2 separate regions of the Homo sapiens genome follow, and region 2 is linked to region 1. Evidence: chromatin loops called from intact Hi-C (ENCODE). Cell type or tissue: MCF 10A. All regions are shown on one strand. Links, peaks and the distances in the headings refer to the core of each region. The heading gives the core; the rest is flanking DNA. Region 1 overlaps NXPH2 (neurexophilin 2). Region 2 overlaps NXPH2 (neurexophilin 2).

The links. Peaks named below come from ENCODE experiments on the same cell type or tissue, not always from the same donor. Only the 100,000 strongest peaks of a DNase experiment are listed, where the experiment ranks them.
Region 2: it touches region 1 in a loop (9-fold over the local background); 1 of 110 quality-filtered maps calls a loop at or near these places.

Annotation. Positions count from the first base shown.
Region 1 is chr2:138,746,563-138,757,220 of GRCh38, reverse strand. All of the region lies in intron 1 of NXPH2 (neurexophilin 2), which reads left to right. Among named protein-coding and RNA genes, the nearest start is that of NXPH2, 28 kb to the left of the region's middle. RefSeq lists an enhancer at 2,040-2,541. In MCF 10A, for the core only: no CTCF peak of the experiment used is centred there; a DNase peak (open chromatin) is centred at 4,480.
Region 2 is chr2:138,675,827-138,686,484 of GRCh38, reverse strand. The region is part of intron 1 of NXPH2 (neurexophilin 2); the gene reads left to right. Among named protein-coding and RNA genes, the nearest start is that of LINC02631, 80 kb to the right of the region's middle. In MCF 10A, for the core only: no CTCF peak of the experiment used is centred there; no DNase peak of the experiment used is centred there.

The DNA.
Region 1 (10,658 bases), core at 1,158-9,157:
CTACCATTACAAGGCCATTGTTGTAGGAAATATGAGGAAATGGGAAGCATATTTCTTGCCCTGAAGAACTTTATAGTATGCTTAAATTAATGGAAATCTCTATGTAAAGTGTTCAATACAATTCTTATAAACTGCTGGCTTCCTTTCTCAGGTAGCCTTGCATTGTGATAGATTTAAACCTATTTTAAATCTTTTTTATTAAAGACATACTACTTCAGATTGTATAGATGGTCACATTTCCACAAAATAAAAAAGACAGTGTTATGTTACTTTGCTTAGAGTAAGAGTTTAGTTAGTTATTAGAATGAGTAAGTCACATACCCACTGAATATTGCTTCATTCCTTCATTGGTCCAAAATTAAGGCTATAATTTAATACAATAAATTACCTCTTAGTCCACTTAACTGATTTGCCAGCCTAACTAGTGGCTTTGATTCCCCTGTCAGATATACTAACTAGTCTTGTGGAACACTGAGAGTTTGAGGCCATGAGCGAAAACTTCTGCTTCTGCCAATAGAGTTGCTATTATTATATCAGTGTTCTTTTGTATCCAACGTATTTATGCCACCTCCACTTGTTATTGTGATACTGTAATTTAATTAATTATTATTGTGGATTGATAAAAATTGTTTCCCAAGAGCAAGAGATTTTCTTTCATAAAAATTCAGTTAAACACTTTTGAAAGATTAAGTAAAAGCTACTTTTTTAAATAGCTGGGGAAATTAGCATGACCAACGCATTTGAAACATAAAAAGGCAAAAAAAAAAAAAAGTCCTAAAATTTTAAGCACATTCTGCACCTAGATTTCTTTTCAAGTGTGTCCATTTTGGGGGTGCTTAAAATAATTGGTGCTGAAAAATCTTAGAGTAAGTGTGGTTTCTGCAAGAAATATAACACATAACACCCATTCTGAGGGAAACATATCTTGGCCTAACAGTGAAAGATTGGCATTATATGTTTTGATCAAAATGAAAAAGATTTATATTGGAAGTTCTAGCTAGTTCAATAAGACAAGAAAACAAAATCAATGGTGTTCATATTAGAAAGGAAGAAATAAAACTGATTACATAAAGAGTAATTAATAAATATTCATTTAATTAATAAATATTACATTATTGAATAAGTAGAAAAATCCCAAAGAATCAATACAAAGAACAATAAAAACTCCTGGAATGAATAAGTGAGTATGGCAAGGTCTCAGGATACAAGGTTAGTAAGTTCATTTGTTTCCTGTATACCAGTAAAGAACAACTGGAATTTGAAATCTGAAACATCCAGTTTTACAATGGCACCAAAAAATATTGAAATATTTAAGTATAAATCTTATAAAATATGTACATGATCTATATGTGAAAAACTACAAGACACTGATGAAAGAAAACAAAAAAAAATCTAAATAAATGGAGAGCCAGTGCATGTTTGTGAATTGGAAAACTCAATATTGTTAAAATGTCATTTATTCCTAACTTGATCAACAGAGTCAATGCAATACCAATTTAAATTCAAGCAGGCTACTTCGCAGATATTGCAAACTGGCTCTAAAATTTTTATAGAAAGTCCAATACCTAGAATATCCAACATAATACTGAGAAACAAAACTGAAGGGCTCACATTACCTGATTTTAAGACTTACTATTAGGCTGTAGTATTCAATACACCATGGTATTGGTTAAAAAAAGCAAATATAGACACATAGATCAATGGTGCAAAAAAGAGAACTAAGAAACAGCCCTGCACAAATATAGTCAGCTGATTTTTGACAAAGGAACAAAGGCAATTCAATGGAGAAAGTATAGCCTTTTCAACAAATGATGCTGGAACAGTTGGTCATTCATATGCAACATATGTATGTAGACATAAAACTTACACCTTTCACAGCAGTAATTCAAAACAGACCATAGACATAAATTTAAAATGCAAAACTACAAAACTTCTAGAAAAAAACCACAGGAGAAAATCTATGTGACCTTGGGTCATATAGAGGCACACTTTGCGAAAGAAAAAATTGACAGCTTGAACCTTATTGTAATTAAAAACTTCTCAGTGAAAGCACTATTAAAAGAATGAAAAGATAAGCCGTATACTGAGATATATATGCTGAATATATATCTGATAAAGAACTTGTATGCAACATATACAAAGAATTCTTAGAACTCAACAGTAAAAAGCAATTTAAAGATGGCCAAAAGATCTGATACCTAATCATAGAAGATGTACTGATAACACATAAACATATGTAAAGATGCTTAACATCATTTGTCATTCATGATTGAACATTTAAACAACTAGAAGATACCACAATACACATAAGAATGCCTAAAATCCACCAAAATCTAACAATACCAATTACTGATTAGGATGCAAAGCAACAGGAACTCTCATTCATTGCTGATCAAAACACAAAATTGTATTGCAATTTTGGGATGTAGCTTGACTGTAATATTTGGAAGACAGTTTGACAGCTTCTTATAAAGCTAAATGTATTTTTATTATATGACCCAGGAATTGAACTCCCAGATATTTACCCAATAGGTTTGAAAACTTATTTCCACAAAAAATGTCTGCATGCAAATGTTTATAGCAGCTTTATTTATAATTACAAAGAACTGGAAGCACACAAGCTGTGCTTCTATAGTTAAACAGATAAACAAGCCATGGTACCTTCATACAATGAAATACTATTCAGTGATAAAAACAATTTGAGCTACCAAACCATGAAAATGTATAAATGAACCTTTAATGCACACTGCTGAGTAAAAGAAGCCAGTCTAAAAGACCACACACTTTCTAATTCCAATTATGTGACATTCTGGAAAAGGTAAAGCTATAGAGATGGTAAAAAGATCAGTGGTTGCCAAAGGTTCAGAGGGAAGGGGAAGGTTTGGATAGTGAAGGACAGGCTGTATTTTAGTCTGGTGAAACTATTCTATATGATACTCTAATGGTGGATATGTGATGCTATGCATTTGTTAAAGTCCATACAATTTTCCAGTGTGGTGACTGAATCCTTACATATGTAAACTTAAAAAATCAATAAAGAGGCTGGGGGATTTCAGGATGAAATACAAAATATGACAAAATAGCCTAATTGTATTAAAATTATTTGAAACTGTAGTCCCAGGTATTTGGGAGGCTGGGATGGGAGGGAATCACTGGAGCCCAGGAGTGTGAGTCCAGACTGGCAACACAGCAAGATCCCACCTCAAAAAACAAACAACAAAAAAAATTGAAATAACCTCACTGAAGAGGATAGGGAGGGGGTGATGTTTCCTGATCTAAGTAATTGTATATATGAATGATGAGTGGAGTCTGTAAAACTAACAGCAAGAAACTGTATATAAGCACTGTACTCTAGTTAATAAAGTTATTTTCCATGGAGTTGTAGGTTAACAATTCTTGTGTCACAATACATGAATACTGGAATAGATCAATTAAGTCAATGTATGGTGTACAGTGGGAGCTGGATTTCTCACTCTGAAGCTGGAATTTACAGATATCAAGGGGAGGAGGCTACAGTGATCTATTTGGTGATGAATTAGAGTTGGTGACATCTGTAGACACTCAGTTTTAGTTTAATGCAGATACACATGGTTGCACATAAAAATATTTATAGATATATGTATATATTTACAAGTTAGCATACACATATATATTTTCTTGCTCTTACCAGCTGAGAGGGCCTGAAAACAAAACACTCCAGTAGCAATGAGCATGCCTAGAAACCAGATTTTGGTTTCTAATACCATTTTTCATACAAGAAAAGAATTAAGGCTTCTTGGAGAAATGACTGATTCTAGAACCTGGGCAGGAAATATACAACATGGTCCTAGAGTGTCTTGTAGTGCCAGAAAGTAAGGAGATGCTCAAAAACAAAATTATCAACACAAACCACAAGCAAACCCTCACTGTCACAAGGACCCAGGAGCCAACTGAAAGAACCCTCAGTGGTCAAATCTTGGTCAATGTGAACAACAGAGTAAATTAACATTAGATTATAACCCAAAGTATAAAATCAATAACCATTTATCCTTACTGATATAAATTATTGAATAAACAAATGAGGAATAATAAATTTCCCATGCAGAAGGATTCCAAATGGTTTATATAGATACTTCACCCTCAAGGAGGGGAAACATAACTTAAGCGTGGGCTGTGCATAATAACTTCCTTCGAGACAATACCGTATGAAAAGGGGAAACATAAATTTATAATGGAGAAAGCTGACAGCCATACCTCATCCAGATGATCAAGGTTAAAATTAACGTAATGTCATGTTGATTTTATATATCCTTAACACAGTGGATGAAAAACAGCATGTTGTCTATGTAGTATTCCTCTCCCAAACATGTAATCCCAGTCTGATTATGGGAAAAACATCAGACAAGTTCCACTTGTAGCACATTCTTTAAAAACCTGACCAGCATTCCTCAAAACTGCTAAGGTCGTCGGAAACAAAGAAAGTCTGAGAAACTGCCACAGCCAAGAGGAGTCCAGGAGACACGATAGCTAAATGGAATGCGTACCTGGATGGGATCCCGGAACAGGAAAAGGACCTTAGGAGAGAACTGAGGAAATCTGAACAAAGTATGGGCTTCAGTTCATAATAATATATCAATATTGGTTTATTAATAATATCAAATATACAATACTAATATAAGATGTTGAAACTAGGGAAATTAGGTGTGATGTATATGGGAACTCTGCTTTCTTGACAATTTTATGCAAACTTAAAACTGTTCTGGCATTAAAAGTATGTTTAAAATGTGTAAGACAGTGTATGATGTATGAGGTTGTACATGTCTCAGATGTAGATATCTCTTTTGAACTGGCCCAGTGCCAGACCTAAAGGCATCAGATAAGAGGCCCTCTCCTGAATTCTCCGTTGTTAATTTTGTGCCAAGAACTCTACTGGATGCCTGAGTTTTATTATCTCATTCAATCCCCATCACAACCCCACCGGGACAGTGTTTTTCTTTCAATCTAGGGATAAGGAGTCTGATGCTGAGAGAAAATGAGGGATTTGTCAGAATCCTGGGCCTAGTAAATAAGATTTGAGTGTAAAAGAAATCATATGTGGACTTTCTCTCTTTACATTGCCTTATCGCATTGTTAGATACAGGAGGCCTTTAATAATGTTGTTAGCTAAAATTAAATCATTCTTTATTGCTTTATTCTCAAAATTTATTTCTTATCCTTTTGGGCCTCTATTTCATAGTTCAATGTATTTTTGAAACCAAACTCAAAGTAATTTAAGCATCTCAAATATTCCTAGAGTTATCTCTCCACAGTCTCAGCAATGTCTGTTATTCAGTTCAGTATTGAGCACTTCTGAGTATTACATTTAGGACTTACCATTACAATTTAAATTCAGTATTACTTACAACCTTTCAAATAAGAATTGAAGACACCCTGGAAAAAATATGATAACATTAATTTTAAAAAATCTAAACAGAATTATGAGGGAATAAATAAATACTTTAACCATAAAGGTTAATACACTTATTATAATTCATCATGAAAGCTGACACTATTTTATCTGGTGGCCAAGAAAAATAAGGAAATATGGTTATATTATATGTCTCCTTTGAAGAGAGAACATACCAGTTTCTCAGAGAGGCAAAACTTTCCCCTGTTAGAAAGTCTGAATGGATTTATTAGGATATTTTAAGGAGGTAAAAGGAAAAAATTGTTCACAATAGTTTCACAGCCAATATGGAAATAAAATTTATATGGTTGTTTCTCATAAAATCTGACAAACAGATTGAAGCCATAATAATAAAAGGCAATTCAAAGCACATAGTTATTTGAGATGATGTTATAATGTAGTTCATGTATTTTGGAATACATTCCAAATTTTAAGTTGAGGATATATTAGACAACTGAGAGAAGTATATAGTTAACCTTGTTCTTAAAATTATCTTCCCTAAATATTATCTTTCTTATCTGGGTTTCTGTGGGTAGCTGGATCTCAGAGTGTGATCTGTACTGCTACTGATTCCATGCACAAATGTTTTTGCCAAGTACCTTCTGTGTCAAGATATTCTGGTTCATTTGACAACTAGTTACTTGCTCTCATGAGCATATATTCTAGCAGAAAGATAGAAAATAGCAGTAAGTCTCTAGGAGACTGTTGGGCAGTAAAGGATGCTATGCAGGAAACACAGGGTAATGAGAAAGAGATGGGGGTGGGGGTGGGGAGGGGACGTGGGGTTAAGCAGGAGAGCACAGCTTTATAGAGGGTTGCAAGAGAAGGCCTAGATGACTTGGCATTTGATCTGAGCCCAGAGTGAAGTGAAGAAGCCAGACATGGAAACATCCGAACAAGATCCAATCACCTCCTACCAGGTCCCACCTCCAACACTGAGGATTACAATTCAATATGAGATTTGGTGGGGACACAGATCCTACTCATATCAAGCCTGTACTATTTAGATTTTTATGGTTGTTGTTGTTGTCTTGAAGTTACTGAGACTGTGTATACATCTCTTTTTACTTGTAATTTAATTTTTAAAGTGATATTTTTGTCCAGCAGATTTGCCATCATTCACTTATCTGCAAGACCTTCATAGGTAGGGACTGGGTCTTATTCACCTTTGTGTCTCTAATACCTAGGCATAGTTCCTGGGCTGTAGCAGCACTCAATAAATATTTGCTGAATAAATAACTGGACAAATGAATGAGATTTCAATCTGCTGGTTCACATTTACAGCTCTACTTCTGATGATGTTTATAACTCTACAATTTGGCTATTTACTAGATAAATACTTGTCTTAAAATGTCATGAGTTTTTTTTATTTTAGTACCCCAAAATGATGAATTACTTAATCCTTCATTTGCTTATGCCCCAGTGTATATTTGGACTATGTATTAATGTTTAGAATGAAATTATTTGCATATATTCCAGGTTACTTACTCTATTTACTTCATGAGAGATGTTAAAACCAGAACACAACTTTTACATTCACAAAATGCTTCTTTGAGCATAGTATATGGTGAGCTATAAAAGAAGCATCATTTCAATCTTCATCATGGAAAAGAATAAAGAAGACTTGTATTTTGGAAGTAAAAAAAATCTGCATTATTATTTTTATCCTATAGAAGCCTCCTGTCACCCTGAACATCATCGTGTATGTATCCCTTGTGTATTTTCTGTTAAGACGGAGAAGAAAACGATGTTTAAATTGAAATGTCTTCTAATCAGTGAAATGCCTACTATGCTATTTTCTTTGTCTTATTTGAGACTGGACACCTGTGGCCCTGGGTTCCTGGGTTCAACCTGACTTCTAAGCATCATTTGAAATGATGAAACAAAACAGTCCCTTTAAATAAGCGACACACTCTGTTTTATACAGATACTAGGAAACGCTTGCATTGGTCTTAAGTTTGTAGAAGAATATTTGCTCAATTAAATTTTATCTCTTACAAAGAACAAAATCTAGGTTGTGGTGTTTTTATAAGAGAAATGTTTCATGTCAGTGAAATTTATTATTTTATTCTGACATTATAAATTGTATTCTTAACTATTTGTGATTTAAAATTACTTTTTTTCTGCAACTGTCTTCAAAACCTTGAATATCTTTATTTTATTTTTACACTAATAATTCTGCTCAGGATAAAGAGGCAGATGAAAGATAAAGCATAAAGAAACCTCTTAATTCTTGAACGTGTATTAAATTATTATTTTAAATAAAAATTTACACTGAACATTTTGTACATTTGGGATCCATTATTGGAAAATGTTTAAAACATGTCAATAATCAAAGCTAAAGTATATAAAAGGAATTTTATAAACATAAAGGTATATCATTAATGTAAGGTATTATCATTAATAATAACTTTACTAGTTGTGTTGGTCCATTCTCACACTGCCATAAAGATACTGCCCAAGACAAGGAAAGAGGTTTAATTGACTCAAAGTTCCATATGGCTAGAGAGGCCTCAGGAAACTTACAATTATGTTGGAAGGGGAAGCAAGCATGTCTTTCTTCACATGGCAGCAGGAGAGAGAAGAGTGAGCAAAGGAGGAACTTGCCAAACACTTACAAAACCATTAGACCTCCTGAGAACTCACTCACTATTGTGATAATAGCATGGGGGAAACTGCCCCGTGATCTAGTCACCTCCCACCAGGATCCTCCCTCAACATCTGAGGATTAAAATTCAAGGTGAAATTTGCCTAACAATATCACTAATGAAATAAAAGCCATAATGAAACCTAAAACTTTAGGACTAGATGAAGTAAAGTCATAAGAAATTATGTCCTTTTGGTAAGAGCAGTAGTGAAAAAGCAAAAATGCAAAACTGCTTTTCTTTGATTCTTTTTATTATATAATCAGAGCATCCCTTACGCTTGCTGATCACAATGCATAATTTTATTTTTTTAATGTCTTTTTTAGTCTAACTTCAGGTGCTCTGCTTTGTACACTGATTCATCTTATTATTAGCTTTGCAATAATGTGCCATCTTTGATTTCTAAAAGTTAATCCAATAGTCAGTAAGTAGAAGCTTCTTCTTTTACTATTTAAATATGACAATTTCTTCTTTCTGTAATAAATACAGTTTCCATGGTATTACTGTATGTGTGTGCATGTGTGTATGTGTGTGCGTGCATGTAAGAGAGAGAGAGGGAAAGAGAGAGAGAATTTCAGATGCAGGCATTCTTTATTTCTAATTTATTTCTATCCATTTCAGCAATAAATTGTTCCAGGCACTACCACATTTTTTGCACACCGTTTGTTATTTGTACTCTATTCTTGTCCTATAATTGTCCCAGATTGGACCATATTGGAGAAACAGCCTAGAAAGTGGCCTTGTTGGGCAACAGGATGCCTCATTGCAATGCTGACCTGCAGAAGATACAAATGATGATATCGAGTTAACACCTAATGAGCTTTCATTCTCAAACACTACTGAAAGCCTTACAGCAGTCCTCACTGAGTCAACCGAGATAGATGTAACTGTCTCATTCCTGTGTTCCAGATTAGAAACTGAGGCTAGAGTGCTTAAGCAAACTTTAATTGCTCATTGTCCTTTTTCCTTCGTGACACATGGCAGTGTTACTTGCACCTAGCACAGTGCCTCCCACATGACAACATCGTGAAACACTGGATAAATGAATACATGAAGTAATTTACCCTGGTAAATGGCAAAGCTGATAAAGGGACCCATAGCTCAACTCTAGACCCACTCACTTAGCATCAAAACTATGTCAGAGGGAAGATGTTAAAATCATCCTGGAGAAATAAGTCCAGAAGTAGTGATCAGAGCAAAGACAGCCTGAAGGTGAGAGCCTCTAGGGAAGGTGTGGAGGAGAAAATAGAGCTGAGGCAAGGTAGATGGAAGCAGTAAACTGAAACTGGAGAGAAGGGAGGCAGCGTAGACAAATTCTGGAGAGATGGTTGATATCCCTCAATGGGTTTTATGAGTCCTTGGAAAACATCTTCTGTGGTCAGGCTAGTGGACTTCAAGAAGAGAGGGGACTCCCCCAGTCCTTCTCAGGCCTATGTAACAGGAAGGGTAGGCCCAGCCAGAGTGACTGAATTCAGATAAAAGATCCTAAAGTACACTACCACGTATGCATGGTGAGACTTATGGCCCCCTTTTTGACACCCACTCTTCCTAGATCCAACCAGGGAATAGCAGAACCTCCAATGTTACAAGGGTGCCATTTTCTAGAGATATCCATTAATACCATGAGGGTCTGACAGCCATGGGAGGGGACAGGTCACAATCAGGGGCCAAGTGTACCACACGGGGCCCCTTCACAGCCTTTGGGATTACATTCAGCTTTCCAGTTGGACCTTCAGTGCTCCATCCAGTTAGTGTCAAAGCACAGTCCCAGAATGAGGGCAGGTACCTCTCTGACTTCTTATCCTAATATCCAGCCCCTCCTCAAGCAATGCGCCCAACAACTACCAGCCCCAGAACACCTGACATCCAGCAAGGTTCACTGGGCAAGGGCATCAATTTTCTTTCCCTGCTTGATCTCCTTTAAGCTTAATAAGAACTGAATTGTCAACTTTGTCCACCCTCAGGATGCATGATAAACGTGCATGAATATTCATCACAGCACTACGTATGGTAGCAAATAATTAGGAATGACCTAAACGTCCATCAATAGGAGAATGTTCAAATATCTTGAGATTTATCTTCACAGCAGAGTATTTAACCTTAGGTGGGAGGGGAATATAATGTATTTGATGAAACCTTGATTTGGGTTGTTATCTACATATTTAAAAGAAGCTTCTTGCAAGATTTAGAAAAAACAAGGGTACCCTCTTTTCAGGATCAGGGCCAGGCACTGCGTTTATCATACAGTCACTTCTCTTTTGCTGTCTTCTGCTTCAAAACCCTTTTTTATAGGAAATTTCTTTGAGAAAAAGAAAATGAAAGGCAGTATGTGGTGGCAGTGGGAACTTCTGTGGGTTAGACAACACCAACAGCAGAATTCTCATGTGAAATTGATGGTAGGAATTTGGTCAGTGATAGTGGGGTCTTGGAGCTTTAAGTAAGAGAGGCCAAGGTGAGTAGGTTATGAGCAAGAGAGAGCAGTAGTCTTTTGGATGTCTTCCCATGTGCTCAATTTGACATTTCATTTACAAGAAATATTAGCTTCCTGGAGGACTGACAATGTCCTCATCCATTGTGGCAGTTTTGGG
Region 2 (10,658 bases), core at 1,164-9,163, 71 kb after region 1:
TTGAAAGACAAAAAAAAAGACATCTCACAGCTAAATTTGCATTTTAGAAAATTTACTGGGCCTAATTCCTAATGGGTGGAGCTTAACATGAAATGATGGCAAGAGAGAGACAGTGCCTCTTCCTGTGGTCTGAATCATCTCTTAATTCCAGGACAGTCCTGTTGAACCTTTTCCAGGACTTCTGAGACAGATACGGGAAGAGGTTGCTGGTGGGAGAGAAGAGAAAGAAGACCCCACTAGGAGATCACCAGAGAAGTAGAAAAGGCTTTGATTTTTATCTCCTTAACAAATAATTCCAGATGCCAGGAAAGACGCCCCTCATTTCCATTATATTTCCTGGTTGACTGCTTTATTGATTAAGTTTTAATTAGGATTTAAAACATTTCCCAAAGTGGTCTAAGGAAATAAAAAGTTGTGAGAGGTCCAGGCAGTTACACACTTCCAGTCAGATTTATTTTTTCAATTTTTGTTAGGTACTTATTGTAAATCAGACATCATAAGAGGGGCTAGAGACATACGATGAATAAGATCAAGTAGCAGCCATCAAGGAATATACAAGAGGAAGAACCAAGTCAAAAAACAAAAATGATAATAATAAACAGTGTGACAAGCATGGTGACCTATACTTTGATGGTTTACTCTGGGAGCAGCATGGAGAGACACTTGGCCCTAAGTCCAAACCTGTGATTAAGTCACCATCAAGTAACCTTATATAGATTGTCCCCAGCTTACTTTGGTTCAACTTAAGATTTTTCAACTTTGTAGTGTTATGAAAGCAATAAGCATTTAGTAGAACATCAATAAATTACATAAGATATTCAACACTTTATTATAAAATGAGCTTTGTGTGAGAGGATTTTGCCCAACTATAGTTGCCCAACTAAAGTAAGAGTTCTGAGCACATTTAAGGTAGATTAGGCTAAGCTATGACGATCAGTAGGTTAAGCGTATTAAATGCATTTTCAATTTATGATATCTTCAACTTAAATTGAGTTTATTGGGACATAACCCCATGGTAAGTCAAGGTGAATCTATAACTAGGTTCTGTGGAGGATACAAGAAAGCAACAGGCATAACTGAGTTAATGAAAGTAAGATATTTACACATGAGCATATCTATTAAAATCAAACAGGCTCTCCAGAGATACAGAAACAGTAAGATAGAGAGGTAGATATCTCAAGAGCTGTATTTCAAGGAATTGGCTCACATGATTATAGGGATTGACAAGTTCAAAATCCATAGGCAGATCAGCAAGCTGGGAATTCTTGGGCAGGAGTTGATGCTGCCATCTTGAGGCACAATTTCATCTTTTTCAAGGAAACCTCAGTTTTGCTTTTAAGGCATTCTAGCTGATTGAATAAGGCCAACCCCAATAATCAAGAATAACCTTTTTAACTTAAAATCAACTGATTGGTCTGGAGAAAACACCAAAGATGTGGCTGGGCAACTTTTGCCAAAGACACATGGATGCAATCTGTCATCTCAGCAGAGACCAGGAATAGAGATGCAGATATCCAGTGAAGATGTGTGGAAAGCCCTCTTGTTGATGGGTTAAACTCCCATGAATTTCACAGGAGACTGAAAAAGTTTTGAAAATTTTATACTGCCAGTAATATTGCCAGCCTGGACTGATAGGGACAGAGAAGGGAAGAAATGAAGGGAGCATGACTCTGAGGGCAGATCCATGGATGTAAAGGGGACTCTTGGGCTAAGAGGGCAGGGCAGCCACCCCAGCAAGTCCAGAGGACAATGAGCTTGCTCCTGCCCGGAACAGTCCCAGTTCCTTCTGGTCTGGACTTGGATGGCAAATGCTGAAACAGGAAAGTGTCATCCAGGATTTAGGGAGGTCTAGATAAAATTGACCCTGATTTGGATTTAGATTTTACTTGTAGTGATTGCAAGATCTTTTTTCCAGAGCATTTGACCTATTATGCAACTAAATACTGTATATTGTTCTTAAAAATAAAGATTATATATAAAATATGGATCATTTATATTACAGATAGAAAATATGAATTAAATATTAAAATGTTAACAGTTATCAGACTTTAATTTTTCTGTTTTCTTAGTTTCATTTTCTAGAATAAACTTTTTACTTTATAATGAGAAAAATTGTTTTTTATTTATAAGGCAAATATATTAATCAGGTTTTTTTGTTATTTGACTTTTTGTTTTGTTTTGTTTGTTTTTGGTGTTGAGTCTCATTAGAGTATTACTATAGAAAGTACAATGGCCTTATACAAAGACCAGATTCCTAGGTTTATTGCTGCCTCTCAATACTTGGACCTTGGACAAGCCACTTAACCTCTCTAAGGCTATTTCCTGCCCTACATACCTCATAAAGTAGATGTAAGAATCAAATGAGGTTATTTGTGAAGGCTCTGTAATTCTCATTAGAAATGTCAGGAATGATTATTGCAAAAATACTTTTAACACAATTATCAGTTTCAAATGCACAAGTAATAGGCATTTATATTTTCAGTTGATAGATATTTTATAGTTTGTAAACTGTCACTGAACTTAAAAACATATTTATATTGGATCATAATGAAGTAGCATATTTATGTAGGATCTTGTAAAAATCCCCAATACACTGTGAATATTTACATTTAAGTGAAATACTGTACTATGTATCTAAGAAAGTTGGAAAATTTATTTTAAATTAACAAATGTCATGTTTGGTGAAAGAATGTAACCAATAAATTAATGCTAACATCATGAACAAACACAACAACAGCAAAAAGTGGACTGATTGTAGATACAAATCATATCTACAAAATCCCTTCATGGTAACACCTAAATTAGTGTTTGGTTAACTGGATACTGTAGCCTAGCCAAATGGACACATAAAACTCACCATCACAGTGAGTATGTGCTAATTGCCAAATTAATGGTACCTGAAGACCGAAATATTAAATGGATTTGATAGTAAAATACAAAGCATACACAAAGTCACTTTTCCAAACCCACACCGCGTGTGTCTTCTTCCTCCCCTGTATACGTCTCCTCATCCCTCACTGAAACTCTGCCGAAAATGGCATGGAAATAGAATAATCTGGCATTACTATTCCTCACTTGACTGTTCTTCCCTCCATTGCAACTTTCCTTTTTAAATGCCAACTTTTAGCGGTCAAGACATAGATTCATGTTGTCTCTCCCAGGCCATTATATTTCAGAAGTATATATGTGTTCCCATCATGTGAAGCTCATGTCTCTCATTGAAAACTTGAATGATGAAAGTAGACAGTGCCACTTGCCATGCTGAGTCACTTACTCCTTAGCAACAAAAGCAGTATTTCAGTCTACTAGATTATCAAAAGAATACCTTGTTTGACTTCGCAAAACTTGTATTGAGACTGTGATCTGACCATTTTTAACTCAGGACACACAGCCATATCATATTTAGCAGCCCCTTCCAACAAAGCATCTTTAACATTTGTTTCCAGCCCGTTCATAATTTGTTAAAGAGCTCTGTTAATTCAGCTTTCTAATACAAAATAAAATCTAAGTTTTCTTTGACACTATCCTCCTAAATATTTACAGAGAACTATGGTATGTGCATGCATACATGATATTTCTGTGTGTCTAGAGTGTGTAGGCATGCGTGCATGCATGTGTGTGTGTACTGAATTTTTTGCAGAGGTTGGTGTCACTGATTTTTCAGATTACTGTCATCAAGATAAAATAAGAATTGCCATATTTAACCTTAGCAATAAAACTACTGCCAAGCATTGCAATCTAGGTTTTTTGGCTCTTACTGCTAAGATTTCTGTCTTCACATTTATGTTTCCTGTTAGTTCCTGTATCAATTTAGAATAACGTAAAGGGTAGCTATTAAAAGATATCTGGAAGGTAAAATGAATTTGCCACTCTCAGCAGAAAGGATGTCCACTGTTTAGCTTTCTTCTCCTAAGCAATCATTTGTTTTTCAACTTACAAAATGAATTTTGGAACAATGCCACATTATGCCACAAAATATTAATAGGTACAATTAGTACATTGATATATGTTTGATTCTATCATTTTTCATTCTTTTTTTGTCATTCTTCTTTTAATCTACTGTGACAGTTCTGTAATGGAGCACCAGAAATATGACTCTAGGGCAAGCCATACTACTAATCATCAATACAGCATTGTATGCTGTCCGGCAGATGCATGTTCCTGTTTTGTCAGCAGGGATGACATTCTGCAAAATTTCTACCCAGAGAAATGCTTTCCAAGATTTGTTTACAAGCAATAAATTTAATGGTATGCTGAATTTGATCATTAATTATATATTTTGTTTGTTATATTCAAATGGGATGCCGATAAAATTGATCATGACAGGGTTTTGGGTTTTTTTCTGTTGTTCTTTCTGCTGAGCAACTTGTCATTTTAGTTTTAGCTGCAGGATATAGGACAGTACTGTCAAAGCAATCTAACTATGTAAGCTATATGTAAGCAACTCAAATGAGGCTTTGAACCACCTTTTATTATTGGTTCTATAATTCTTCAACTGTAAAGGGATCTGTAAGCCACCTCTAGATTGTATAATAGCGGTCACTTTGGGGTTCTTGGCTTAAATTAATAACCCCAGTGAAATCATTAATGACCACCAATATAGATCCCATCGTTAACAACACCATGAACAAGTCCATTCAGAAAACCACTTATTCTTCCAAACTTGCACTTAGCAATGGTCATCATTCTGAAACAACAATAATAAATACTTATAGGGTATCCAAGACCGAAAAGCCAGCTGCCTTTAAAAAAATATTTGTACTGATCTGTATGAAATTTTCTCTAGTAGAATATGCCAGTCCTGTTATCAAGGAAAAGCCAACTTTCTCTCCCGGCTTGCTGCAAATCCACACATTTGGAGTATTCAGCTCATTCAGCTTAGTCCTGGAAAGTCAAAATTTTCTTCTTTGATAAGTAGAGGACTACATATTTTTGGTGTACTATAAAATAGTTACAACATTCCTTCTTAGTGGTAGGTGATCTATGCAATCTATGCATTGTGTATTATATATGTTATAGCAAGTGCTTCATATTAAACCAGTAAAGACATAACACTTTATATTGAGTATAAACACAGAAATCTGAAAACATTCTCTTAAAGTATAGATGCCTCTTCAATTTTATGATTATGGGGGGAAATTAGGTTGTTTTGCTTTGCCTTCCATTTAGAACAATCAGTAATCCCTGTGAAAACTATGGGTGTTACCTACATTTATTTTCTGTTAGCATATTTTTAACACACCTATAAACATAAAGACAACTCTATATTGTTTCAGAGTATTCTTTTTAATCCATAGTTACCTAATTATCAAGTAGCACTAATACATATTATATTGATTATATAGAAGAGGGCTATAGCATAATCATGACAAAGGGTTAACTGTCTCAGAACCCAAGACTGCATCTTATGCACCTTCAAAAGCTCTTTGGAGGTAGAAAGGTGAAAGGCCAGGCCTGCTGAGGTCATCACTTCCAAGCTCTGTAGCTGGTAGCTGCAAGTCAGGAATTCAGCAAAGACTGAACATCGGAGCCTGTTTATGGTCATGAAAATAGTCACCAAGTTAGCCTTTCACTGGGAAAAAAATATAACTGTTGTCTTAACAATGTTATCACACTCTCATTAGTAATTATAAACAAATCAATATACAATTTGGAACCAGATACAAAGGAGTATAAATTCCAAGATCAATTGGTTTTCTTGTCACAAATTCATTGTTTATCAACTATCAGCCAGTAAGTCCTGGATTTCATTTCACTCATCCAAATAAAGATATTAATTGTTTAGTTCTGTTCACTCCCTGCCCTGTTGCTTACCCTGTTCCCTTAATTAGGATTAGCATTTCCACCTTCTGATATACCGAGATGTATATATATATAGAGAGAGAGAGAACAAGAGATGGGACCTTATGAGAACTATGACTAGGTGAATTGCTTCACCCCCTTGCTGTCTGCAAATTGTCTGAAGACAGGACCTGTGTCTGTCCTGCTCAGCAGTGTACTCTCAGTGCCTACAGCACAAATGTGGGCTCCTGAAATGTGTTTGAAAAGTGTGTGTCAAATAAGTGTTTAAAAAAATGAACTCATACATTTGTGAACCTGGTTGAGGGTCTCCTCACTTCTCTGGGGTGCAGTATTCACCTCCTTACAAGTATTCCTACCTGTAGACAAGCCTCACTCTAATTCACTTTCCACTTTGCAGCCTCCTTCATCTCTTTGAAGTGCAACCATATCTTGTGCTTTTCACCATTTTACTATTAAGAAAACCAAGCTCAGAGAGGGAATGTGGCTTGCACAGTGTGCTGGGATGGTTAAGTTACAGCACCCATTAACCATTTTTATGCTCCTGATGCCAAATCCTTCTAATAAATCAAAGCACTTCTGTTCCTGTCTCTTGCTCTTCCCTGCTTGTCCTGATTGACTTCATTGCCCCTCCTTTTCTTATTCATTTCTTTGCTCTTGGGACAATTTTTCTGATTGGGTAAATTCAGCCACTGGAGGACGCAGTGACAGATCTTTTTCTGCAATGCACTGATTTGATTGGGACACTCCACTTTTTCTTCTCAGTCCAATGATTAGCCAGTACAATGTTAGAATACAATAATATTCCTGTGATTGCAGGTATAGGCAAAATCAGTGAAGCAATAAACTTAATCCTGCAAAAATAAAATAGTATTTTTGTGGAAATATTTCTAAACTGATTTACGCTTTCCATTTTCTTAAATAGGGTGTGTTAATGTCACCTAGTCTCTTCTTGCTGAGTCAGAAAGGGCATATATTCAGGCCTCGGCCCGGCGCAGTGGCTCACGCCTGTAATCCCAACACTTTGGGAGGCAGAGGCGGGTGGATCACCTGAGGTCTGGAGTTTGAGACCAGCATGAACAACATGGAGAAACCTCGTCTCTAGTAAAAATACAAAATTAGCCGGGCGTGGTGGCGAATGCCTGTAAACCCAGCTACTCGGGAGTCTGAGGCAGGAGAATGGCGTGAACCCGGGAGGTGGAGCTTGCAGTGAGCCGAGATCGCGCCACTGCACTCCAGCCTGAGCAACCGAGCGAGACTCCGTCTCAAAAAAAAAAAAAAAAAATTCAGGCCTCTCCTACTCCCCCGCTGCCACGTAGGTGAAGAGTCAATATGTGCTAATAAACTTGTCATTTAGACTTGCTAAACACTGGCCTAGGACAGCAAGGGTGGTGGCAATATCTCTTCTCTTAGTGTATCTGTAAGTAACAAAAGTACCACCTATTAGGACTGTTCTGATAAAGGCATGATTTACATTAAATGGAAGTTGAACCCCAGAAGCTCAAAGTTTTAAATGCTTTTTGTTTAGTTTTCGTTATTCAGTGAGTGTGGAGAAATCTCTTCCCTTTGCGGTTCAGGATTCAACCCAACATGTAGCTCCGGAGAAGAAGCGGAGCTATCACAATGATGAACCTGTAGGAAAGCGTTATCCTATAAACGTGGAAAATATCTGACTGTCATAGAACCCAGAGGAAACCAAGTAGCGTTTGTGTCCCTGCACCACCCAGAGCACTACATATAGAATCATCCTTAGTGATGTTTTCTTTCATTAGCTCCCTTCCCTTTGATAAACAAGTTGACCTACAAAGAAAGCCGCACCTAAAGACTGATCCTTTCTCACTGGATGTGTAGAATAAAGTAAAATGGGCAGGCTCCTAAACTGAGAAGGGATATTTGATTCTAATGTAGTCAGCAAGTAATTCTAATTCTGTATAAGATATTCATAGAATAAGCTCTTTTTTATAGAGCTATCAACTATCAAAGTGGGTACAATTTTTAGGGAATTAATATTAAATAAAAATAAAATAGCAATATGAATAATGGTGATGACAGACACATTAACAACATGTAAAATTGCCAGGATAATTTAGAAATAGTCTGTAAATTCCTAAACAACTCTGAGGTTATTTTAGATAATTCAGTGATACTGTAAAGAGTTATAAATTGAAATTTTGGAGTTCCTGACTTAAAAAAAAAAAATCCTAAACCAAGTGCCACGGAATTAAAGGTAATTTCAACTAAGGTTATAATAACAACAGTCTGCAACCCTTATGAGAATTCTGAAAGCAAAACCTTAAAAAGATACATTTGCTCTACCTCAGCCAGATCCAGATTAACATTACAGTGGCACGTCACAGTGACAAGTTGCTTAACATTTACCCTTGAGAGGGAGTGATGAAAGCCGCACTTTACCTCTGTGTATTTCCTCCTCAAAACCCCTAACCCTAGCGTAATCATGAGAAAAATATAGAATAAAGCAAAATTGAAGGGTATTCTACAAAATATCTGCCAGGTACTTCAGAAAACATTTAAGTTCATCCAAAACAAGGAAAGTCAGAGAAACTTGTAACCAAGACAAGTTGAGAATCTTTGTAACCTAAGGATTGGTGATGACCAAATTTAATGTGGGATCCTGCACAGGATGCTGGAGCAAATAAAAGACATTAAAGAAAAACTAAGAAGATCCAATTAAAGTATGGACTTTAGTTAGTAATAATGTATCAATATTGGTTTAATAGTTGTGGCAAATATACTATAGTGTTAGATGTTAACGGTAGGGGATACCGAGTGCAGTGTCTGGGTGCAGGGTCTATGGGAACTCTGTATTATGCAGCTTTTCTGTAAACTAAAATTATTCCAAAATAAAAATGTTTATTAAAAAATATATAGCGAATACAGTTTAAAAAGTCTCTTCTGATATAATGTTTGCAGAGGAAGATGCTTTTTAGTTTATAAATTATTTCCATAATTTGTGACAGGTCTCACATCTGCTACTATAAAATTCATTGCAGCTTCTCTGCCTCTTGGGAAAAAATGCATTTAATTATCAGTAAAATTCAACTTTAGCTTGTTATGATGAATGATTTGAACCTGTCAGCTTTTCCCCCCTAAAAACAAAAGAACCAAAATGAAATACAGTCTTATTCTTCTACTCCCTTCCTTCCACCTGCTTCATTTAATTGATGAAGGCTTCTGCATTTATTAATCTTTTTGAGCTCTTCTGTAAGACGCAGAAAAAGCTAATATGATATCATTGTATCTAGCTAATGTGTGTGCTTTGTGAAATTGATACACCCTGCCAAGACATAAATTACTTAAGCTTTGATAAATGTGTTGAAATCAAGGAATGTTCAAACAGATAAAGCACAGCAATTTTTCTTTCTTCCCCTTTGTAAAACTCCATTTTATGCTTGAGGTTAAATGTTTTTGCATTATTATTATAATATGATGGGGGAAAAGACAGCAGGGATACTGAAATTAGCCCGAAGAGCCCCAGCAAATACAAAAGTAACCAGGAATATACAGCTACGTGTTTTGTAAATAACATTTAACAATCTTGCCTTGGACAGAGTGGATTACCAACAGATTCAGAGCCACCTACATTCTTCTCACAGCATGTTGTATCACAGAAATTGTCTGTTCAGGAATGAGGGCACCTGCCAGACACTTTATATTCTCAGCTCCCTTTGCTGATTCATGTAGTAGATTGGAATCAAAGATCTACAAACACATTTTGTTGGCAAAGAGAGCTCACCTGGGATTTGGATGTGACTCAGATGCCAGTAAGACTAGAAACATAGGGAAACATTTGATTGATGTTCTGGGGTTGAGTGGGTTGATTTCTACTTGGTCATTAATTTATCACATGGCACTGAACAAGTTGCTCAATTAACCATTAATCAGTTTCCTGGAGGCTTGAGAATTCATAGAAACCTTTGGAGACACTTCTTGAGTAGGAGGCATGAGATTATCCATTGGACCATGGAAGAGCCATCAGTCATCGAATGCCTTAATAGGCCCAGTAATTTCCGTCCATTCTTTTAGTCCTTACAGCCAAACAGCAAAGGAGATGTAGGTGAGAAAACTGAGGTTCATGTCACACACTTGAGCAAGGGGTGACAATGGCATTAGGCAATAAATCCTGTGCTCTGATATGATGGAAACATCATATCAGGCTGCTTCCCTATTGGGAATACATGGGTAAGCAGTGGGGAGGTGGGAAGGGTTGTGGCTCATCAGCCTCCAGTCTTCTGATTAGGTCTTCATGTTGAGCATGTGGACTGGGGACTTAGGTCATATAACCATCTAGGTAGACCTGGTGTAGAAAAGGGTGCCTGAGCTCTCAACAGTGATGTTATAAAGTGATGATTAATAACAAGAGGAAGGCTGAACAAGTTACACCAAGGCTGAAAGTTGGGAGGGGAGATAAAATTGTCATCTGTTTAAAGACATAGAGAAATATATTTGCCCTTTACATTATATTCTTCTACCAGTAAACCACTGTCAGATAGCTTTTTGAGATTTGGGTTTAGATTTGGAAGTCAGCACTTGTGAGAACTGTACGTGTATTTTAAAGTAATAAACGGATGAGGTTGTACACAGTTTTACCAACTTGGCTAATGTTGTTGTCAAAACAAGCTAGAAATATGATGTGCTAAGGAAAGCCAAATTTTAAAAAAAAGTGCTTTTATATAGATTTATACACACACACACACACACACACACACACATATGTATATATATGTACTTTTTACCTAAGGTACTGCCAGTGAATGCTGTCACTGGAAGAGAGAAACATTATATATCTTTGCTATTAGCTAAATTTTATTACTTTTTATTACATTGACTAATCTTAAAAT